Linked DNA regions of Homo sapiens: region 1 is linked to region 2. Evidence: read pairs that join two places in POLR2A ChIA-PET (ENCODE). Cell type or tissue: OCI-LY7. All regions are shown on one strand.

The links. ChIA-PET counts read pairs that join two places held together with the same protein. Peaks named below come from ENCODE experiments on the same cell type or tissue, not always from the same donor. Only the 100,000 strongest peaks of a DNase experiment are listed, where the experiment ranks them.
Region 1: POLR2A ChIA-PET joins it to region 2 with 5 read pairs; 4 of 35 experiments call an interaction of 5 or more read pairs at or near these places.

Annotation. Positions count from the first base shown.
Region 1 is chr19:44,660,950-44,664,949 of GRCh38, reverse strand. PVR (PVR cell adhesion molecule) reads right to left here. Exons shown (of 8, transcript NM_006505.5): 7 at 3,627-3,658; 8 at 1-3,210. The coding sequence ends at 3,139. Among named protein-coding and RNA genes, the nearest start is that of CEACAM19, 8.5 kb to the left of the region's middle. In OCI-LY7, no CTCF peak of the experiment used is centred here; no DNase peak of the experiment used is centred here.
Region 2 is chr19:44,794,490-44,798,489 of GRCh38, reverse strand. The region is part of intron 9 of CBLC (Cbl proto-oncogene C); the gene reads right to left. Among named protein-coding and RNA genes, the nearest start is that of BCAM, 13 kb to the left of the region's middle. RefSeq lists a silencer at 1-191. In OCI-LY7, no CTCF peak of the experiment used is centred here; a DNase peak (open chromatin) is centred at 1,609; H3K27ac peaks cover 326 bases.

The DNA of each region.
Region 1 (4,000 bases), 130 kb after region 2:
ATCACAATGACAAGAAACATACTCTTTGGCCCAGCAATTCCACCTCCAGGAGTGTGTCCTACACTCAGGTGTTAACATGAGCTAAATGACAGTGTGCATTGGCCAGGCACGGTGGCTTATGCCTATAAATCCCAGTACTTTAGGAGGCCAAGGCGGGAGGATTGTTTGGGCCCAGGAATTTGAGACCAGCCTGGGCAAGATGGCAAGATTCCTTTCTCTAAAATAAAAAAAAAAAAAAGTAAAATAAATGACAGTGTGTAAAGTTATTCACTACAACATTGTAATAGTGAAAGGCTGGAAAGGATACAAATGCCTGTCCTTAGAGGCCTCGTTAAAAAAGCCCTGTACAGCCCTCCCATGGAATATGAGGTGGGTGTAGAACAACTCAGGAGGCATTCTCTGAATTACCAGAAACTGAGCAAAAAAAGTAAGGTTCAGGGTGGGCGCGGTGGCTCACATCTGTAATCCTAGCGCTTTGGGAGGCCAAGGCAGGAGGAGCACTTGAGCCCAGGAGTTCCAGCCCAGCCTAGGCAACATAGCGAGATGCCTATCTCTACAAAAGTTAAAAAGAGATTTAGCCAGGTGGGGTGGCGCCCACCTATAGTCCCAGCTACTCGGGAGGCTGAGATGGAAGGATAGCCCGAGCCCAGCAGGTCGAGGCTGCAATGAGCCATGATCACGCCACTGCACTCCAGCCTGGGCAACAAAGTGAGACTCTTATTTCTAAAATAAATAAATAAATAAACAAATAAATAAATAAATAAAGTGCACTATTCAATGGTTTTTTGGTATAATTAATTTTCAAAAATGGTGGTTAAAAAGAGATAACAGACAATTTGCCATTTTAGCTATTTTTGAGTGTATGATTCAGTGGCATTCATTACATTCACAGTGTTGTGTAAAACTGGATATCCATGTGCAGAAGAATGGAGCTGGACCATTACACTCCAAACACAAATTAGAATGGATCCCTCATGTCTTTTTATCTTCTAATTTTGGGACGTTTATGTACTATCTAATTAAAAAAATTAGCTTAGCATGGTGAGGGGCAGCTGTGGTCACAGCTACTTGGTAGGCTGAGGTGGGAGGATTGCTTGAGCCCCGGAGTTAGAGGCTGCAATGAGCTATGATCGTGCCATTGCACTCCAGCCTGGGTGACAGGAGACACCGTCCCTTAAACATTTTTTTTGGAGAGGAAAAAAAAAAAGACAAGCTGTTCCTAAGGTGCCTGGGAATCCCAGCCCTTATGGCCCTCTTCATTTAGCGTCTTGCTTCCATGCCTCTGGTTCCATCCCACGTGGTGACAGTACACATGAAACCTGTCTGCTCCTTGATTTCCACAAAAGACCCCATTGCACACAGCCGCTGGAGGTACAATAAATAAGCTTTAATGAGATTCTGGGTGCTGGAGACAGACAAGGAGCTTACGTGCCACCAAAGCAACCAATGTTCCTTTATCTCCCCAACTCTGTGGGGTCCCACTGGCCTCCTCACCCTTGAGCCCTTTGCCCCTGCCATCCTGCTGGTTCCTATCTCTTCCCCACACTTCTCTGTTCCCGGCTCTTCCATCTCTGTCCAGAGCAAATCCTCTGTCCTGCTTATTTTCTCTTGCAGAGCAGCTCAAGCTTTGCATTCCCATTTAGCATCTTGGCCCAAGGTCTTCTCTCCCTCAACGTATTTTCCCAAACAGTTTTCTTTATAAGAGGAATTCTGCTGTCTGCCCTCAAGATCATAGACCTTTTTAACTTGTCAGTTGCACTGAGCAGCTGGGCCTCCTGGGTCTTGGGTCGCATCCATCTTGGTCCTATAGGAGCGTGTCCTGAGCAACTGCAGCGCTGCCTCCCCCTGCATCCCTTCCCCCTTGTGTTGGAAATTGCATTTGCTTCTTTTGTGGGTTATTTCCTGCCAGTCCCAGCTTGCTGGCTGCAGATGCTGGCAGAAAGTGGCTGCAGATGCTGGCAGAAAGTGGCTGCAGCTGACAACCTTCTTCAAGTTCACATCTAGTAGTTTTCTCTGCTCCTTGGACACCCCCCAGGCAGCTGCTTGCGGCCTGAATTGCAGCCTCTGGTGACCAGGGTCAGTGGCTGTTTCTTGTAACCACAGAGATCTGACGGATACAGAGATTTAGAAGCTCAAGGCCAGAGGCCAAATTTTTACCAAAATTCTCTGGTGGCCCACACCCTTCTGTGTGGTCTGCTATGCAGTAAAGGCTTAACCTTGCCCAAAGAAAGATCGGGCCCTTTATCCTCAGCTCCTGGGCATTCATCTCTAAGCCCTTGGAATATCCTGCCTGGTAGCTGATCTTGGAGTCTTGGGCCACTCTGGGTGGTTCATGCTAATGATGTGATTTATGGTGGGGGTCTTGGGCCACACGGTATTGGCTTGATGTATGAGGTCAGCCGTGTGGATGGTGAGCTGCTTAATTCAGCACTTTGGGAGGCCAAGGCAGAAGTATCACTTGGAGCCAAGAGTTCAAGACCAGCCTGGGCAACACAGGGAAACCTCGACTTTACAAATAATAAAAAGATTAGCCAGACGTGGTGGCACATACCTGTAGTCATAGCTACTCAGGAGGCTGAGGTGGGAGGATGACTTGGCGTTGAGAAGTCAAGGCTGCAATGAACTGTGATCTCACCACTGTACTCTAGTCTGCCAACAGAGCCAGACCCTGTCTCAAGACAAACAAAAAACTCTGGACACAAAGATCTCGAGTGAGCTGCTCTGGTTGGCAGTATTGGCAGTACTTCTTGCATGTTGTCACATGTTGCTGTGAGAATCAGGTGCTGCCTATATGGCTCCACTGGGAGAGGGCAGATGGAAGCCGTCGCCTCATCTGTCGTGGAACGTGTGCTGTGCACCTCCTCCCTTTGCTGATCTTAATCTCTGTCCTTTTACTGTAATAAACTGTAACTGTGAGCCTAACAGCTTTCCTGAGTCTAGTGAGTCCTTCTAGCAAATGAAAGGAGGGTGGTCTTGGAGACCTATGAACTTGCACCTGCCCCCGTCGTTTTGAGGTCTGGCACAGGGAGGGAGGCTGGTCTCTTTGGAGGGGGTCTTCATCCATTGGGGTCGGGTCCAACTCTGGAGGCCCACGTCCTTGCCAGCTCCAGTCTCTCTCCCCTCTCAGTCCCGACGCTGTCACCTTGTGCCCTCTGTCTGTGGATCCTGGGAAGAGCTGTTCTCTCTGCTCACAGCTGAATAGGAGACATGCTAGAAGAGGGTTTTCAAATTTTAGCCTTGGGGCTCTTTTGAACAAAATCAAACATCTTCCCACTGAAGCCCCATGTGCAAAGAACTGCAGGCCCGTCCCCTCCTCTCTCCCTGGAAGCCAGGGCAGTGCTTCTCAAGGTGTGGCCATGGGTGGAATTGAAGGGGCGTGGGGCAGGGGGGAGAGAGCGGATATTAAAATGCAGATTCCCTGGCCCCATCACAGACCAGACTGTCTGGGGCTGCGTCTTAGCAAACTCTACAGGGGATTCCGCCCAGCAGGAAGGGTTGGGAAATGCTGCTCGAGGCACCAGGAGAAAAGACCCAGGCTCCTGAGGCCGGGCCGTGGGCATCTGAAGACGTCTGGTCTGTAGTTCGTGCAGACCCCACACCCTCCTTAGCTCCAACACTGCACTTACCCCATTAGCTGAGGCGCTGGCATGCTCTGTACCTGGGGAAATAGGAGGGGAAGTCGTCAGGAAGGAATAATGCTGGGAAGCATGGGAAGAAGACATGCCTGGGTGTCAGGGCCCTGAAAATGTCAAGTTCTGCCTCTGCTATTACATGGGGGTGCCATTTCCCTTAATGGTATACACGTGTGTCAGACAGGGATGGAGGGTGTGCTTTCTAAGGATTTAGCCATCCAGTTATTCACTTGGTTATGAAATATCCATAAATATCGAGCCTGGCTCTGGAACCAGATGGATGGGTTCAAATTCCATCTCTGTCCTTTAGGAGCTGTGTGAACTTGGACAAGTGACTTAACCTCTCTGTGTTCAGTTTCCTAGACTAT
Region 2 (4,000 bases):
GATTTGCCCACCTCGGCCTCCCAAAGTGCTGAGATTACACGTGTGAGCCACCGCGCTTGGCTGCCAGTGGAGATTTCTGAGAGGTGAGGGAGGGGATATGACTCAGGTTAGAGATGACTGAGCTTGCTGGCTTCATCAAAACTCATGGGGAGGCTAGACGAAGTGGCTAATGCCAGCAATCCCAGCACTTTGGGAGACTTGAGCCCAGGAGTTAGAGACCAACTTCGGCAACACGGTGAGACTCTGTCTCTAATTAAATTAAAACATTAAAACAAACAAACAAACAAACAAAAAAACCCAGCCTGTGGGGCTTGTGTCAGGCTGGTCCCCATTTTCCCCATGAAAACACTGAGGGTCAGAGAGGTCCTCAGTGGTCAGTGGGGTGATGAGATCCAGCTCAATGGCAGTGTCGTCCCCTAAAGGGAGGTTTCTCAGATGGAGAACAGCAGCGTGCAGACAGCAACCCCAGGGGCCACAGCACCATACACAGATCACAACCACGGTGACACTGACCACTGACACAGTCCCATCACATCCAGTGTCCACAGCAGCCCCAGCCTCACTGCTCAAAAAATTTAAAAATGATTCGGGTGTGGAGACAGGCACCTGTAGTCCCAGCTACTCTGGGGGCTAAGGAGGGAGGATCACTTGAGCCCAGAAGATTGAGGCTATAGTGAGCTGTGATTGTACCACTGCACTCCAGCCTGGCTGACAGAGACCCTATTTTTTTTTTTTGAGATGGAGTCTTGCTCTGTCGCCCAGGCTGGAGTGCAATGGCGCTATCTTGGCTCACTGCAACCTCTGCCTCCTGGGTTCAAGCGATTCTCCTGCCTCAGCCTCCTGAGTAGCTGGGATTACAGGTGCACGCCACCACACTCCGCTAGACAGAGACCCCATCTTAAAAAAAAAAAAAAAGCAATGCCAGGCACATAGCAAAAGTTATGACAGGCGGGGCCCACTCCTGTAGTCCCAGCACTTAAGAAGGCCGAGGCAGGCAGATGACCGGAGGTAAGGAGTTCAAGACCAGCCTGGCCAACATGATGAAACCCTGTCTCTACTAAAAATACAAAAATTAGCCAGGCATGGTGGTGAGCACCTGTGACCCCATCTACTCGGGAGGCTGAGGCAGGAGAATCGCTTGAACCTGGCAGGCGGAGGTTGCAATGGGCTGAGATCGTGCCACTGCACTCCAGCCTGGGTGACAAAGTGAGACTCCATCTCAAACAACAACAACAACAACAAAAGTTATGACAGTGCCTTGCTGAGAAGTAACAAACCCAAGGCTGTCTCTTCTGTGGTATGTTTTGAAGAATGAAAGACTAGGTGGGAGTGGACTGGAATTTTAATCAGGCAGGGTTTGGGGAGAGGAGGAAAGGGTGGGGGAGGCGGAGGGTATGGCCTAGGCAAAGGTGTCACCATCAGGCCCGAGGTCCCTGTCAGCCTGCTGTCCTGGCTGTGTCCCCCATCACTGTCCTCTGGGAGCCGGCTGAGTGCCTCCTAATGTTTCCATTTGCTTTTGGCGGCAGGTTGGATCTGTTTTTAGCTTCCCTGGCTGGTTTCACCGCCACCCTCCCCCCCACCGCCCCGCTTCCTGCTGGCTCTCTTGTTTGCTGTGGTCGAATAATGTTCCCGGACTTCCTGAGCTGTTTGTTTGAAGACAGCTCAGTATTGATCGAAGCCTGTGTGTACTCAGCCGGAGATACTAAGAGATCTGCTTCTCCCCAGCAATCCAGGGTCCCAAAAATCCTGGGGTGGCAGCGTAGGGAGAAAAGAAAGCCAGGACAGGGCTTATTAAAAAATAAGTAGGCCGGGCGCGGTGGCTCACCCCTGTAATCCCAGCACTTTGGGAGGCCGAGGCAGGCGGATCACCTGAGGTTGGGAGTTCGAGACCAGCCTGACCAACATGGAGAAACCCCATCTCTACTAAAAAATACAAAATTTGCCAGGCGTGGTGGCACCTGCCTGTAATCCCAGCTACTCAGGAGGCTGAGGCAGGAGAATTAGCTTGAACCCCAGAGGCGGAGGTTGCAGTGAGCTGAGATCATAATATTTCACTCCAGCCTGGGCAACAAGAGTGAAACTCCATCTCAAAAGAAAAACAAACAAACAAAGAAACAACAAAAAAATAAGTAGATGGTTTGGGGGCCTTAAAGACTCCAACGCTGACTTCTCCTCTTTCAGGCTGTGTGGTTTTGGGCAGGTACTGTCACCTCTCTGAACTTTTTTCCTCTGGAAAATGGGGAGAGGAACATTCATTTGTTTGTTTGTTTTTTGAGACAGGGTCTCACCCTCTGTCATCCAGGCTGGAGTGCAGTGGCGCGATCTTGGCTCACTGCAACCTCCACCTCCCGGGTTCAAGCGATTCTCCTGCCACAGTCTTCCAAGTAGCTGGGATTACAGGTGTGCGCCACCACGCCCAGCTAATTTTTGCATTTTTAGTAGAGACAGGGTTTCACCATGTTGGTTAGGCTGGTCTCGAACTCCTGAACTCAGTGATCCACCTGCCTCACCTTCCCAAAATGTTGGGATTACAGGCATAAGCCACCGCGCCCAGCCGGGAGAGGAACACTTTTGACTTCATAGGGCTGTTGGGAAGACTCACTTCAGTGTATTCATTTGGCATCTATTTATTGAGCACCTATGACGTGTATGTGTGCTAGGCACTGTTCTGCACTCTGGAGATATGACGGAGAAGACAACAAAGGCCTGACCTGCAGGAAGGTTGCAACCTGACAGTGATAAAAGCCGACAAAACCAACCCTAAGCTCTGCCGGGTGGCGAAAGATCTTTGAACATACAGCAGAGCAGGGCCCCGAGGGACAGCGGTGCTATTTTCATCTTTTCTTTTTTTTTTTAGAGAACGGGGTTCCGCTATATTGCCCAGAAAGGTCTCAAAATCCTGGGCTCAAGCTTTCCTCCTGCCTCTGCCTCCCTAACAGCTGGGATTACAGACTCTTTTTTTTTATTGGTTTAGAGACAGGGTCTCATTCTGTTGCCCAGGCTGGAGTGCAGTGGTGTGATCACGCCTCACTGGAGCTACCAACTCCTGGGATCAAGGGACCCTCCCACCTCAGCCTCCTGAGCAGCTGGGACTACGGGTGTGCGCCACCACTTTGGGCTAATTTTAAAATTTTTTTGTAGTGTTGGGGTCTTGTGATGTTGCCCAGGCTGGTCTCAAATGCCTGGGCTCAAGCCGTCCTCCTGCCTTGGCCTCCCAAAGTGTTGGGATTGCAGGCCGGGCATGGTGGCTCATGCCTGTAATCCCAGCACTTTGGGAGGCCAAGGCGGTGGATCAGCTGAGGGCAGGGGTTTGAGACCAGCCTGGCCAATGTGGCAAAACCTCGTCTCTACTAAAAATCCAAAAATTAGTCGGGCATGGTGGTGGGTGCCTGTAGTCCCAGCTACTTAGGAGGCTGAAGCAGGAGCATTGCTTGAATCTGGGAGGCAGAGGTTGCTGTGAGCCGAGATTATGCCACTGCACTGCAGCCTGGGCTACAGAGTGAGACTCCTCTCAAAAAAAAAAAAAAAAAGTACTGGGATTGCAGGCATGAGCCACCACCCCAGCTAGGGGTGCTATCTTGAACAGAGTGGTCAGGGAAGGCCTCCCTGAAAAGGGATGGGAAAGCAAGCCTCAGGAAAGACTGTGCAGGCCAAGGGAACAGCTTATGCAAAGGCCCCGAGGTAGGACACATCTGGGATGCTGGAAGGAGAGCTAGAAAGTCCTTGAGGCCAGGCGCAGTGGCTCACTCCTGTAATCCCCGCACTGTGGGAGGCTGAGGGGGGCAGATAATGAAGTCAGGAGTTCTAGACCAGCCTGATCAACATGGTGAAATTCTGTCTGTACTAAAAATACAAAAATTAGCGGGGCATGGTGGTGGGTGCCTGTAATCCCAGCTACTCAGGAGGCTGAGGCAGGAGAATTTCTTGAACCCGGGAGGTGGAGGTTGCAGTGAGCCAAGATTGCGCCACTGCACTCCAGCCTGAGCGACAGAACAAGATT